Linked DNA regions of Homo sapiens: region 2 is linked to region 1. The links are chromatin loops, found by intact Hi-C in ENCODE. Cell type or tissue: CD4-positive, alpha-beta T cell. All regions are shown on one strand. Links, peaks and the distances in the headings refer to the core of each region. The heading gives the core; the rest is flanking DNA.

The links. A loop is a pair of places that touch in the nucleus more often than their neighbours do. Peaks named below come from ENCODE experiments on the same cell type or tissue, not always from the same donor. Only the 100,000 strongest peaks of a DNase experiment are listed, where the experiment ranks them.
Region 2: a loop joins it to region 1, with 1.8 times the contacts of the local background. A loop is called at or near these places in 11 of 110 quality-filtered maps.

What each region holds. Positions count from the first base shown.
Region 1 is chr13:41,584,587-41,591,526 of GRCh38, forward strand. VWA8 (von Willebrand factor A domain containing 8) reads right to left here. Exons shown (of 45, transcript NM_015058.2): 41 at 6,054-6,179; 42 at 2,926-3,084. Among named protein-coding and RNA genes, the nearest start is that of MIR5006, 20 kb to the left of the region's middle. In CD4-positive, alpha-beta T cell, for the core only: a CTCF peak has its summit at 3,168; DNase peaks (open chromatin) are centred at 3,135 and 4,495.
Region 2 is chr13:41,461,125-41,468,064 of GRCh38, forward strand. It overlaps RGCC (regulator of cell cycle), which reads left to right. Exons shown (of 5, transcript NM_014059.3): 3 at 5,699-5,806. Among named protein-coding and RNA genes, the nearest start is that of RGCC, 7.0 kb to the left of the region's middle. RefSeq lists enhancers at 716-815, 2,249-2,308, 4,088-4,347 and a silencer at 3,380-3,594. In CD4-positive, alpha-beta T cell, for the core only: no CTCF peak of the experiment used is centred there; DNase peaks (open chromatin) are centred at 2,327, 2,937, 4,237, 5,057 and 1 weaker place; H3K4me3 peaks cover 3,610 bases; H3K27ac peaks cover 4,933 bases.

The DNA of each region.
Region 1 (6,940 bases), core at 1,050-6,049:
CTTAAATAAAGCTCTAATGTAACTGTAGTGAATATGATGGGACTAAAACCATTAACGTGCTTCTTGTTAAGAATTTAATGGCATAAAAAATGTCTTCAAGGCCTGAAAAATTTATTTTATCTTGGTGTCTTGCTACAATTTCACTTGGATTTTTCAGTCAGATGTTAACTATGGTTGTCTTCTCAATATATCTGTGGTTGTGCTGATAAAGACTGAGGAAATTCTTTATACTACTGTGGCAACTGAAGAGAGTATTAGCAAAATACTGTTTTAGGGATGATACCCACAGAGGCACGTGTGAAGAAGCAGCTCTGCTCACACATTGCTCACCGAACCTTCTATCAGAATGAGTAGTTTTCATCATCTCCCTCACTGGGCTACCCAGCAGAGTGCTCTACTCTTAGGAAGTGCTCAGGTAATGTTTGTAATTTCGCGGAATTTAACTGACATCCAGCAAGCAGGTCATATGGTAACAGTTTGGTTTGTAACTGTCAATAAAAAAAAAAAAATGAAACATCTTGTGAAATGCTCATTTCCTTGATATTGTTCCTTTTTTGTGTGTGACAGGTCTAGTTTCATTAATAGTTCTTCCATATTATAGACTTTTATAAGTGAGAACTGAATAAATGGAGATCTTTCTATACACTCGGCTGCGTGAGATGCAATGAAATACTCAGCCTGCTGCGTGACAATCATACCACCTCCCTGGAGGCATCGGAATGGCACCCTGAACACTAGTAACTTTGCCACCTTCTTCCCTGTCTCATCCTTTACCCAGTCCTGGGGAGGGAGCTGTGTCAACCAATTTGTTGGTTAATTCCTAATGAATTTTCTTTCTAAAAACTTGGGAGTATTTCACATGTCAGAGCAGCTCTGCCCTCAAAAACGTAGAAATCCTATTTCTAACAGGAGATTTTATTCAAGCTAACTATGAATCTGCCAATTTTAATGGTAGTACATTTGCTATGGTCTACATTGGGTTAAAATCTCCCTATAGGGCCAGGTGCGGTGGCTTGCGCCTGTAATCCCAGCACTTTGGGAGGCTGAGATGGGCAGATCACGAGGTCAGGAGTTCGAGACCAGCCTGACCAACATGGTGAAACCCCATCTCTACTAAAAATACAAAAATTAGCCAGGCGTGGTGGCGGGCACCTGTAATCCCAGCTACTCAGGAGGCTGAAGCAGGAGAATCGCTTGAACCCAGGAGGCAGAGGTTGCAGTGAGCCGAGATCACACCACTGCACTCCAGCCTGGGCGACAGAGTGAGACACCGTCTTAAAAAAAAAAAAAAAAGAAAAAGAAAAAGAAAAAAAAAACCTCCATATAGCTCAAAGAGAGCCGAGGAACACTGAAATTCAAGATCCATAAAACAGGAGAAGGGACTGATCCAAATATTGGCAACTCTCAAAGGTTTTAATACATTAGGTAGGATATGGGTATTTATGCTGATACAATAGATGTCTAAAAATTCTTTAGTCATCAATGGTCCAAGTGATTTAAGAACTATAATCTATCTCATACTAGAAAGGACCTAAAATATTTTAAAATAAACATTTTCTATAAACCCATAAAGCATAAAAAAAAAAAAATCAAGGAAAACTTATACCTGAAGGGAGCAAGGGTGAAGAAAAGGAAAAAGTCGAACACTGGTCTGCAAGCCATGAGACATAACAAAGTTGTCATAGCTGGTCTTTGATTTTAGCTCTGAGCTTCCTGGCAACTAAAACCAAGAGGGAATCTTAAGCAGCTCCATGGCTTTCACTAATCACAAGGGGAAACACATTTCAGTTCTTCAAGGGAAACAAAGCTACTCCCCACGGTGAAAGTCCATGTCTTATTTGTATTTGTATCCTGTACTTGGACAGAGCCCGGCAACCCATAGCATTCATTAGCTGAAGCTGCCCTTCTTCTTCCACTTAATTCTAAAAGGAATTCCTCACGTAGAGCTTCACACAAGGGGCTCTGGGAAATTCAGGGGGGGCAGTATCCTTAATAATAGGCCTAAAGTACCTGAAGTGATGGGTTTCATCAATCTGTTTCTTGTTGCCTACCTCATAACACAGAGACACAACTCAGGGAAGCAATCCTGGGGTGCATGTGGGATGTCAAGCCTAATAGCAATCTAAGATCACTGATTTCTGTAGGACATGTTTGATCCGTAATAAAATCTAGTCTGTCTATGGACTGTGTGTCCTTCATGCATATCTGCACGTGCATACAGCATTTCTCATGATTGAACTTTTGATAATAATTACATGGCATGTGACTGAATTCAAGGTTGTTTGCTCTGGTAAGGGCCAGAAGTGCAGGTGCTCTCTGTGGCTGATTAAGAGAGGATTAATAGGCTCATATCAAGCAGTAACACAGCAGCATTGGGGGTCCCTTCACCATGCTAGACTTCTAAAATGGAGGGTGTGCAGCAAACTAAGAATACCAAAATGGAAACAGTTGAAATGGAAACCTGCTTTTCTCCTGGGATAATCATCATCATTGTTAGCTGGGGAGACACCAATGACTGTATAACCCCTGCCCATGTGGAAATGGAACGTGATACTGAAGCTTTCAGGGTGGACTCAAACTTTGGAAGGCTGCTTGGCTAGTGATGGGGCAAGAGTGGGTGGGTATGGGGAACTGGGATAAGGCCAGGAGGCTCTGAGGAGTCTGGGAACAGACTTTTGCTTCTAAGCAGCTCATTTTTTTCTAACATCATGGCTGCAGCATTTCTTCTGTAGTAATCAGACTTTTAAATTATGGAGTTATTTTACAATTACTACTTCAGATAAAACAAAAGCTTCACTTTCTCTGCACTGATGAATGAGCTGGTGAGAGGATGAAGATTTTCATTCACTCTGGATGGAGTTTGAATCCACCTATCCATCATCATGGTCAATGATGCCTCTCATTATTCTTAGTTCATGTCATTACCTGGAACTTCTCCTCATAGTTCTCGAAGGCTTCCATGACCATACACACAGCCTCCATTGTGCGCTCAAGCCGGCCATCCATCCTGTTGAAACGGTACATGCTACCAGACACATCTACCACCAGGCGCAGACGCTTGGGTTTCTGTTGTGGGCTGCCAAGCTGAGGGAAGGAATAACAGAAAAGCCGTTTGTGAACTGGCAAACTTCCCCTGGTGGCTGTCTTGGGGATCTCACAGAAGCTCCAGCGTGCCAGCCCCGAGATGGGCAGACCAGCCATAGGCTCAGCCCTGCACAAGGCTGTCCTAGCAGGTAGCAAGGCATCTATGGGTTGTACTGCAGTAAACAGAATTTCAGACTTGTGCTAATGGTTGGGGCCACATGGAAAATATTTTCCTTTGGAATATAGTCCTTTTAAAGCTCACTCTAGTAAAGTTGACTTACCGAGGTTGATGCCTTAAAAATAATATGATGACTTAAAAATAATAATCTGGAATGACATGTCATTTTCACTTCATGCCTCAGAGTCAGTAACTCTAGCAAGAGTTTGTGTTATTTTGGAGGGAAGCCCATGTCAATTTTACTTGTACGTATTGGGTAGTGACCTGAAAATTATTCTCCACACAGGCCACAGGTAATGTCAGATTCCTAAAACAAAGTTATGTGATGGGGGTCTGGCAAAGAAATTAAAGAAAAGATTTTAAAAACGACTTTTGTGTTTACTAAGCTGCACATCTTCTCTTCCTTCCACATTACTGAATTAGTGCTTTTCTTTTCTTGGCAGTTTGAAAGCATAAAAGTGACATCAAATTGTTCTAGAAACAACTGTCAATTAAGATTACAAGATTAAGTTTGATTTTAGACCCACGACTGCCAATTTGCAGATTTTAAGAAAAAGTTTGTTAGTTTTGCTGACGATAAAAAAGAAGAAGGCTGCGTGCAGGGGCTCATGCCTGTAATCCCAGTGCTTTGGGAGGCCAAGGTGGGAGAACTGCTTGAGGCCAAGGGTTCAATACCAGCCTGGGCAACACAGCAAGAACTCATCTCTACAAAAAAATACACAAATCAGCTAGGGTGGTGCTATGTGCCTATATTCCCAGCTACTCAGCTGGGTAAGCTGAAAGGGTCACTTGAGCCCAATAGTTTGAGGCTGTAGTGAGCTATGATTGTGCCACTGCACTAAAGCCTGGGCAACAAGCAAGACCCTGTCTCTAGAAAAAAAAAAAAAAAGGAAGAAGAAAAATTCCAGATTATTCTGTTATTAAATATTTGCTGTTATTAAATATAAAAAATAATGAGCAGAGTTAGTAATTTCAAGAAAACACGGTGGGTATTGAGAGTGTAATGGTTTGAGGCAAATTCAACATATTTCTTAAAAACTTGTTGAGTCTGCCCAAATTAAGAACACTTATACATATGCTTCCATGACTACTCACAATTTCAGATGTATCCAAACACATTTGTTGACCACAATGATTCAGTAAAGAAAGCAGTTGTTGACTCATACCAATGACACAGAAATAAGAACTCCCCAAATCACCAGATCCTCTCTAAATAAATATTTAAAAGGAGTGACTCTCCCTTCCCCCTACCAGTCACTGCACCCCCAGCTCTCAGTGGCGACTCAGCAATTCTGGTTACCCAGGAATACAGGAGATCACAGAGCTCACCAAGAGACTCAATATTTCATCCTGTCATCATTTTGTTTTGCTATTACATTGCAAATATTTTAAATTTATGGCTGTCTAAAACTTTACATACTACAATTATAGTTACTTAAGGGAGACGTTCTTATTTTCTATATTTTTTTTCAGTTATATGATGGACACTGATCTTTAAAGTAAGAGAACAGTAGAAAATCACTAAGGTTGTTTTATTGTTTTCACTTGAAGGTTTCTCTAGGCTTAATAGACACACCAGGTGTCTTCAGTTTCCCCTCCAGGGCACCTGCTCTGTGTCCTGGGAGTTGATCTGTGTGGACAATCCGTGTTGGAGCTCAGAAATCGATACCCTCTAAATATGGTGCTTGGACATGCTGAACTGAAGAAGCAGCATCAAGGTCTCACTGACCTTCCTCCCTCTCCCCACAAAGCACTGGATAATTTGTTCTCTGAAGTTTCTTCAACTGTCTAAAGTTCAGAGCTCCAAAGAAGAAAACCATTACTCTGGGCCCTTCCCTGAGTTTTCATCAACTGAACTCATATCACAGGAAGAAAGGCTGAAGTCTGTCAACACACCTGGACAGACTTCGGTCACAAACCATTGCTTTGTGGGCCCAACAGACTCTGTCCCAGGCCACTGTGTGCTCTTCAAGTCCACTGAATTGCCCTAAAACCATTTACTACCCCCGTAAAATCATCTACACTTCTCCATCTCCTTTTCCCTTAAGAAGAAGGGTACATAAGCATCTGTACTTCACTGTGTGGAGGGGGACTCACCCTTGGTTTCACCCCGGTGCACATTAATACATTTGTATGCCTCTTCTCCTATTAATGTGCCTTTTGTGAGGTGATTTTCAGAGAACCTTCAGAGGGCGAAGGGGAAGTTTTCCCTTGGCCCCTACAATCACATCAGCTGGCCTCTTGGCTGCTGGCTCCCAGTGGGTTCTGCTCATGGGAGGCACTGGTGGAGGTCAGGGGGTGAGGGTGGAGTATTTATTCCCTTGGCCCCCTCTCTGCTGTTGCCCATGGGTTGGCTCCCCTTCTGCTGAAGGCCACCACTCCATCAACCACCTTCTCCAGGTTCCAGGAACTGCTGTCTCATTCTGCCCTTTTAGGCCTCAGAGTGAGTTAGATCCCTGCTGTTGCTATCCCTGGGTTACTGCACTGTTTATTTTTGATTTTCCTAAACCCCACCCTTATTTTTGTAAATAGTCTTTGTACTGACTGTTTCTTAAATTACCTAATTTGAGCATGCCTTATGTTTCTTGCTGGGACCTTGAGTTGAATAATAAATAGTATAATATTTATGGAGTTTTTCTTCTTCTTCTTCTTTTTTTTTTTTTTTAACATAATGCTTTCCTTGGTTACCATATTCAGGATTTGTGATATTTTGACACAACTCACGAAAGCAAGTTTCTGTAAAGAGGGCTAGACTATGCAGAGCTGAGGCTAGCAGTTCACCATGACTTACTTGTGGCTCCAGCTCACCCCGACGTTTGTAGATGGCTTTTTCTCCAGTCAGCCCATCAATGATCTTGGCATCATCTAATTCTCCAGTAGCTTGATGTCTTAGCCATTGTCTTTCTTTACCTTTAGCCTACAAAAGACACACATACACACACAAAGCCTTAATTAGTTATGCAGAGTCTCTGACATACTTTGTGCATGAATAACAGGAAACACACCTGGGATCTTTTCAGTAAGTGATGGTTCTGCATGAACACAGTCATATAAATGAAGTGGTTTCTGCTCTGCTGACAAATAAATGCCCTTTGTCCGTTTTAATTCTTTCAACATATGGAACAATAAAATGAATGAAAGATGGTATGCAAATGAGTCCCTGGAGAGATGTCCAGTATCTGGAAATATAATAATGGGGGCGCATTTCTTACAGATTTTCTGTCACGGTGCTTCTCAAAAGTTTATTAGTTAAAATAATCAGCTTGAATTTGTTAACATTGTCTGTAAGCCCAGAGAAAATGTGACCTTTAGAATTCTACCTTTTGGTAAAGAGTTTGTTACTCAAGTTCTCTGGGACTTAGAGTGCAAATGGAAATAGCTGAAAACAATAGTATGTGAACATTTTGTACCCCACAAGTCTTTCTGGTTATCTATTTTCAGAAATCTTCTGGATTACTTTTCTAAAAGTTTTTTCACATAATACTTTGCTACAATAACTTACAATTATGCCAGATAGACTAATTTTACGGCAGTAAAATGATAAAGAATTATAGTATCCCAATCAAGGCATATGCTTATTACAGCCAACTACTATATTTACATTAATGAGTGGGAAGAATAGCTAAGATGTTTTTATGCATGCAAACTAAAGTAGTAGTTAAGATTATGTGTTCCAGG
Region 2 (6,940 bases), core at 1,216-6,215, 120 kb before region 1:
AGAGGACCAAAATAACAATTGCAGTATAACTTCACATGGTGGGGTGGGGGGTGTGGAGTTCAAATGTGGTTGATCAAAATAGTGTTGTTACTTTCGTTTAGACTTGATTCCAACATGTAAAAAAATCAGGCACTTTAGTGGGAGTGATTTTAACTTCAGTAGTGAAAGGGCAATGCAATTAAGAGTTAGGGTAGTGTTTCTCAAACTTCATCCTCAGAGGTGCTTTAGAAATTGACTACCTTTGGTTTGAATTTATTTTTAGAAATATATCTTCTTTTCAGTATTTTTAAAACTGTAAAAGGTAAACCATGTTTTCTCAAATGTGTTAAATGGAATTTTAACTCATTATGTTTCAAGTTTTAACCAGTGTGTTGACTTTATAAGAAGTTTATAATATTAACTTAAACTTTAAAAGGTGGTATGCACTTATACCTTTAAGGTATTGGGGTTTCACATAATTTTTCCTTTGACGGGGGAGTGTTTTGCTGCTCAACAGAAAAGGTCTGAAGTCTACTGTGTATGCTAGGGTTATTATGATATTGTAGGACCATTTAGGAAATGAGGAACTGGCTTCTTTAGCATCAGCAAGACTTAGAACACCTGCATATCTTTGCTTAGGCTATTCTGGCCTGGCCCTGGGAGAGGGGACCTTGTGGGCCCTGGAGAACCAGCATGACAGATGGCTTATGTGGCTTAGAAGCCACTGAGGTAGAACCTGAACTTGTTCAAGCCATGAGAGAATAAGGCCAATGAGGAGCCTTCAGGGTTCCCTGGTACTGTGTTAGCAATTCTGCATGGGTAATGGATCTTGTGATGCTTGGCAAGGCATATAGAGGGACAGTGCGATCCCAGAAAGGGAGCTGGGACAACAGTGGAGAAGTTGAGGAAAGATGCTCTTTCTTATTTTGCCCCCCTTTGGCGAGGCTATCAGAATTTAGATTTTCAGGAGGAGAAGTCAACCCACACCCCCAGCCATTCCCTGTGGCAAAAGGGAGGTAGGTCCAAAGCTTTCTTTTTCTTGGTTAATTACTATAGTTTGCTTGCTTTAAACGTGTGGGATCGTTCTATATTTACAGGAGCCTTGGGTAAGGTTTACTGTCTGTGGTTTTACTTCCCCCTGGAGCAGCACGTTGACATGCGCTAACCCTAAATTACCTTTCTCCCAACCCCCCTAGCTAAAAAAACACACCTACCTTTTAAACAAGCCTCTATTTTGCAGCAGTGTTTCTCAGACTCTGTTAGTTGTATATTTCATATGCTTTTCTTTCTTTTGATGGTGCCTTAGAAAACACGGTCCCAGAATTTGAGGTTCCTGACTTCAGTACACTAACTAGACTTGCCAGGGATGTTTCTAATGGGAATTTGAGATACATGTGAGATGGTGCTTTAGAGCTGATTGAAGCCGATATTGTAAGGCCCTCAAATATCCAGCCTTACCACCTGCCAGGGTTCCCCAAATTATCACTGTTCTAGGTCCTTCGAGCCCCTATTAATAGCAGCACCTGATACCCACGCGGGGCAATAATACATGAATATGTGATCAGCCAGCAACACATTGCTGTCATTTAATCAGACTAACTGGCTATTACTTTTGCAAGGAATAGAGTTCCAGGGGAGGGAAAAGAACAGGATGTCCGGCTTTGCCTACCTTGAAATCTGTCTTGCGTGAGATTTTGCCCATTGTATGTTCTTAATAAAACTCTATGGAAAGAAATTTTATTGGTTAAGGGTAAAGAGAGGTCTAGAGCTTGGGGTACCTCTATGTTGAGAGTTTGTTCTTGGGAGGTTTGTTCTAGGATGCCACTGAAGAGAAAGTTCTCTTAAGAATGTTGCTGCTCTCTCTCAAGAAGAGGGAGGATCTTGATTCTGTTTATTCTCTGTGATTACCTTTTCTCTCTCAGGAGTGCTATTCTGCACTTTGCTAGGAACTTTAGAGTTAAATCATTAAAACCACAGGCATTATACACAGAGCACCTAGGTTATTGTTCTTCTTCTAACAAGGAAGAAACAGAGTGACTCTACAGGGTCATGCAGTTTTCACGTGGCCTCTAGACACCCACTCGACAGTGGCATAGATGCTAGATGCCCACTCGCCAGTGGTGTAGCTTTGGGGCCTTGAGGGCTCTCTTTTCATCTGTGCCATACACGATGTGTAGATATCATCACAGGGTGCGCCTCAGCTGCAGCAGGTTTGGCTCAAGGATGCTGGCGGTCGGCTTCTTCTTGGTGGTCGAAGGTTGAACAGTTCAAAACTTGGAGTTGGGTCTGTCCCAGATTGTACACCTCACGGAAAGGGAGTGAAGTCATGGTGTGGCAACGAGCTGGGGCGTGAGCTAATGTGTATCTGTGTGTGTGTGTGTGTGTGTGTGTGTGTGTGTGGTGGGCAGGGCGGGGGCGGGCAGGAGGAAGTGAGTGTAGCTGTGCTGCCATGCCTCTGTTTGCGTGTGTTTCTATATAAATAGATATTGTAACTAGTATTTTTCCTCCTCTTCCTCCCTCACTGTGGGAGTGGCTGTCAGTTTGTCTGTATATTTTCTCAGTTTGGGAAAAATTCTCACATCAAGAAGGCATTTAGCCTGTGAACCTAAAGGATCAGAGGACAGTCCTGGCAATATTCTGGATCTACGGCTCATTCTCTACAGATTCTCTCCAGGCCCCATGAGTTATGCTGAGTCTTTCCTGAATCTTTGCTGGATTCCTTTTTTCCCCTGCTAACATCCTCTTTTGTAATGGCCTTTCCATATCTAGATTGTTCCTTCTTCCAACATTCAATAGCGTTTGGCCTCCTTGCCTGTGAGGTGAACAAATTGTGGTGTCTTTCTCCCCTGCAGAGGAGTGTACGTGGATGGAAACTTGCTGGAGAGTAGGGGCAGAAGAGAGCTGAAGTTCAAAGTCAGGGTAGGGCCTGTGGTGCATGCCGGGTGGGTGGAGTGAGCAGTGGTGTGGAAAGTTGCTCTCCCAGGCCAGCTGCTTGTGGGAGATAGAGAGCGGAGGTGTGGTCCCTGCGATCTGGGCCAGCCAGCCTCTGGGCCCAGGGATGGGGGCGAAGCTCTCAGGTATCCTTCATAGCCACGGATAATGTGCCAAGGGCCTGGTATTTTCTGGCTCAGAGTCTAGGCATGAGGCCTGCCTCCTCAGGACCCTCTGTGGTTTTCTTGCCCCTAAATTTTGCCTTATCTTCTCCCCATGAGTTTCTCAGGCTGTATTTGTGGCGATTCTCCTGGTGACTGCATGGTGACAACAGTAAGGCTTCCTTGCAGGTCTGCAGTGGGTGTGGCCAGCTTCCTGTGTGTAGGGGAAAGGGCTTCCCTTGGGAGAATTGGAGAGCCCACCTTTGGAGGTGGGCTCGGTTGAGGGAGCCAGCAGGAGGGCTTCCCAAGTAAGGTTCCACGGAGTCCAAGGGTCCTGAGAAGTAGTAGCAGGAGCACCACAAAGAAGTGTCCCGTGGTCAGGTACACTGGGGAAATGGGGCTGGTTTTGTTTAACCGCAAGTCTTTTCAGGATGTTGGAAGTGGGCATACCCATGGGAATGAGCAAGGCTGTTTGGTGTTTCTCAGGTGTACCTGATCACACAGCCCTCGGAGGACCAGCACTCTGAGGAATGTATTTTTGGGGAAGTGTAGGTATCAGGTCCAGGATTTTGGATCTCAGTCCATGTTCATCCTCAAAGCCCAGTGATGGTGGTCATTTCAGGTGAGCTGGGCTGGACCTCTGAAGGAAGCAAAGATTGTGAGGGTTGCTCTCAAGGGTCTTCTGGGCATGTTTGGAAAAGTGGACAAGATGGCGGTGTCAGCGAAAAAGAGCAGGGGGCAGGTGGGCCCCTGGGCAGGAGAGGGTGGGGGGAAAGGGAGCCAGGTGAGGCACCTGAGAAGTTGTGGCAGCCTCTTAGGGACAAAGCTGAATTTCCCTGAGACTAGAAACCTCTTCTTCCGAAAACTCTGATACTTTTTGTACTGGGCCTATCTCTTGTCACTTAGGCAAATTCCTTTTCAGTTAATGGGACCAAAGAGAGATGTTTTTGCCTCCCCCTAAGCTGGAGGTAGTTGGCTTAAAGTGGAAGAATCCCGAGGAGGCGGGGACCTGGTAAGGCCCCCATCATTCAGCTGCCCTCTCACACCTGAAGAGCCACTTCTCTGCTCCAACTGTGGCTGGCTTTGTGTTTTGTTTTAACCAGGAAGGCTGTTCCCCGTGACCTCAGGGGCCACATCCTGCTTCTGCTGCCTGCCTTGCCTTTGCACCCTTTGAGTCAGTGCTGCTCAGCCAGCAGCCCCTTTCTGAGTCACAGCCACACAGCTGGGCCAACCGTGCGTTGGTTTCCTTCCCCTTAGCAGGACTTAGAGAATCTCAGAACTTTAGAGCTAGAAGTGCCTTTAAGGATTATTTAGTCCGCCTTCCCATTCTATTGATAAGTAAGCTAGGCCCAGAGATGTACTAGCTCAAAGGCACCCTAGTACTTAGTAGTTGACTGGATGGTCCCCTTGACTCCCAGTTCAGCCTTGAACTTCTGGGGCCTCATCTTGCTGTGGTTCAAGTCTTTGGAGGTATGAGAATAGAGGGAGCCATGATGTCACTCCAAGTGTCTAATAGATGAACTTCCAGGAGAAGATGTCTTTATCTTTGACCTTCTGGCTTATCTGAAGAGTACAGACTCTTAGGAAAACCTCTCTTAAGTAAAAGAGAGGATTATTAAATTATAGGACAGCAAGAGAGCAAAGATCTCTCTTGAGCAGGGAAAGAGGCTTAAGTCATGGGATACTGGATGTTTGTATTTTAGGAGGCTCAGAGGGCAGAAGGGACATATTTCACTTGAGATGATTCCTTTTGCCTAAAATCCTTACCCCCACACTCCCACCATCAACCAAGCACTGGTCATGATGATCCTATCACCCCCTTCCTGTATTGGGGAAGCAAGGGCCTTTGGTATACTTGATTTGACACACACACACTCTCTCACTTCTCACTCACACTCTCACACTCACATGCTCTCACACACACACTCTCATTTTCTCACACACACTCCACACTCACACACGCACACACTCTCACACACTTTCTCACACACACACTCACACACACTCATACACTCACACACTTTCTCACACACACATATTCTCACACACACCCACACTCACACACTCATGCACACACACACACTTTCACACAAACACACACACACACTTTCTCTCTCACACACACACACTCCCTCTCTCCCCTGTCTCGAATCATTTTGGGGGCATAAACATAAAACCTGGAAATCAACCTGTTTTCTAATCTTTTTTTTTGAGACAGAGTCTCACTCTGTCACCCAGGCTGGAGTGCAGTGGTGTGATCTTGGCTCACTGCAAACTCCACCTCCCAGATTCAAGCGAGTCTCCTGCCTCAGCCTCCCAAGTAGCTGGGGCTACAGACACACACCACTATGCCTGGCTAATTTTTGTATTTTTAGTAGAGATGGGGTTTCACCATGTTGGCCAGGCTGGTCTTGAACTCCTCATCTCTGGTGATCCACCTGCTTCAGCTTCCCAAAGTGCTGAGATTACAGCCGTGAGCCACCCCATGCCTGGCTGTTTTCTTTACTATAGAGTTGCAGCTTTGGCTTATTTTGAAGACAAATTGTTGGTTATCAATAGACTATAAAGTGCTAAGTCTATAATCTCATGAGTACTATTTCTAATGAGTATATTTTCCTTCCTGAAAGGTGCAGATTCACTTTATAGGAACAGCTTCAGCTTCAGTGATGAAAAACTGAATTCTCCAACAGACTCTACCCCAGCTCTTCTCTCTGCCACTGTCACTCCTCAGAAAGGTAAGGTCATTAGTTGGAATTTGAGTTTTTTGCTTTTTTATTCCTCTCTCCTTCTCAATCCCTTCTCTGTCCCTTTTATCCCTAAACAATCTTTCTCAAATGTACAAAACAAATAGGTAAGACTAATGTCTTAATACTGTAGAGTATACAGTGGAATTTTTTATTTCTCAGGATTTTAATCAGTGTGAACATGAAATCAGATAATTTGGGGCAGAAAACCTGAAGTCACAGGGAGAAAGAAAATTTGGAGACTAGACTGTTCTCTCTCATGTGATGTAATCAAGACTGTGCAAATGACAGTGTTTCTTAGGAGTCTCCTCCCAGACTTGTTGGTTCTAGAATTTAAAACTCAGCAGTTTGCCTTTGCAGATAGTGGGATTCTTTTTATTGCATTAATTATTTAACCAATGCTTTCAGATGACCAATTTAGCAATTAAATGGGGTTGTCATTATTAGATAAGCTATGATCTAACATGATTTAAAATAGCAGCTCCAGCCTGTCTCTACTGTGGTATTAATAGACCTAAAATGTCTTTAAAGATGCATGAGCAGTTTCTTATTTTTTGGAACTGGTAAAATGTCTCCAGCTAGAGAGTTGAATGTTCTGTTACATTGGACAAGTGCCTTTTTGAAAACAAAAGGAGCTTTTTTTCTTAAGAAAAGTTATACTTGCTGAAAATAGTTGCAGAATGCAATAAAAATGGAACATAGTTAAAAAGAAATGACAATTCCATCACTCTTTTCACTTTGGCAATAAGACAGGACTTCACTCTTTTTTCAGAAGAGGCATTTGAAAGTTCCCTTCTCAACATAGCAACGTTAGCACCCACTGGGAATTCTGCCACTATCCAGCCCTCAGTCTGTAATGAATCAGTTGAATTCAGAGACAGAGCAGTCTAAAAAGTGGCTTAAAACGTGCTCAGATTTGTTACCTGATCCTCAAGAGGTAGGAATTAAAGAGGGAAAAAAAGCCCCTAGTGGCAAATTGACTTAAAAGGCTAAGAACAATTAGCCATTTGTAGCCAGCAGGTGTTAATTAATAAAACTGTCCAGTACTGCATTTCAGGGAAGGCATGAATGATGTGATGAACTCTACAAAAATAAAGTCAGCTATATGAAAAAAATCTCTACATC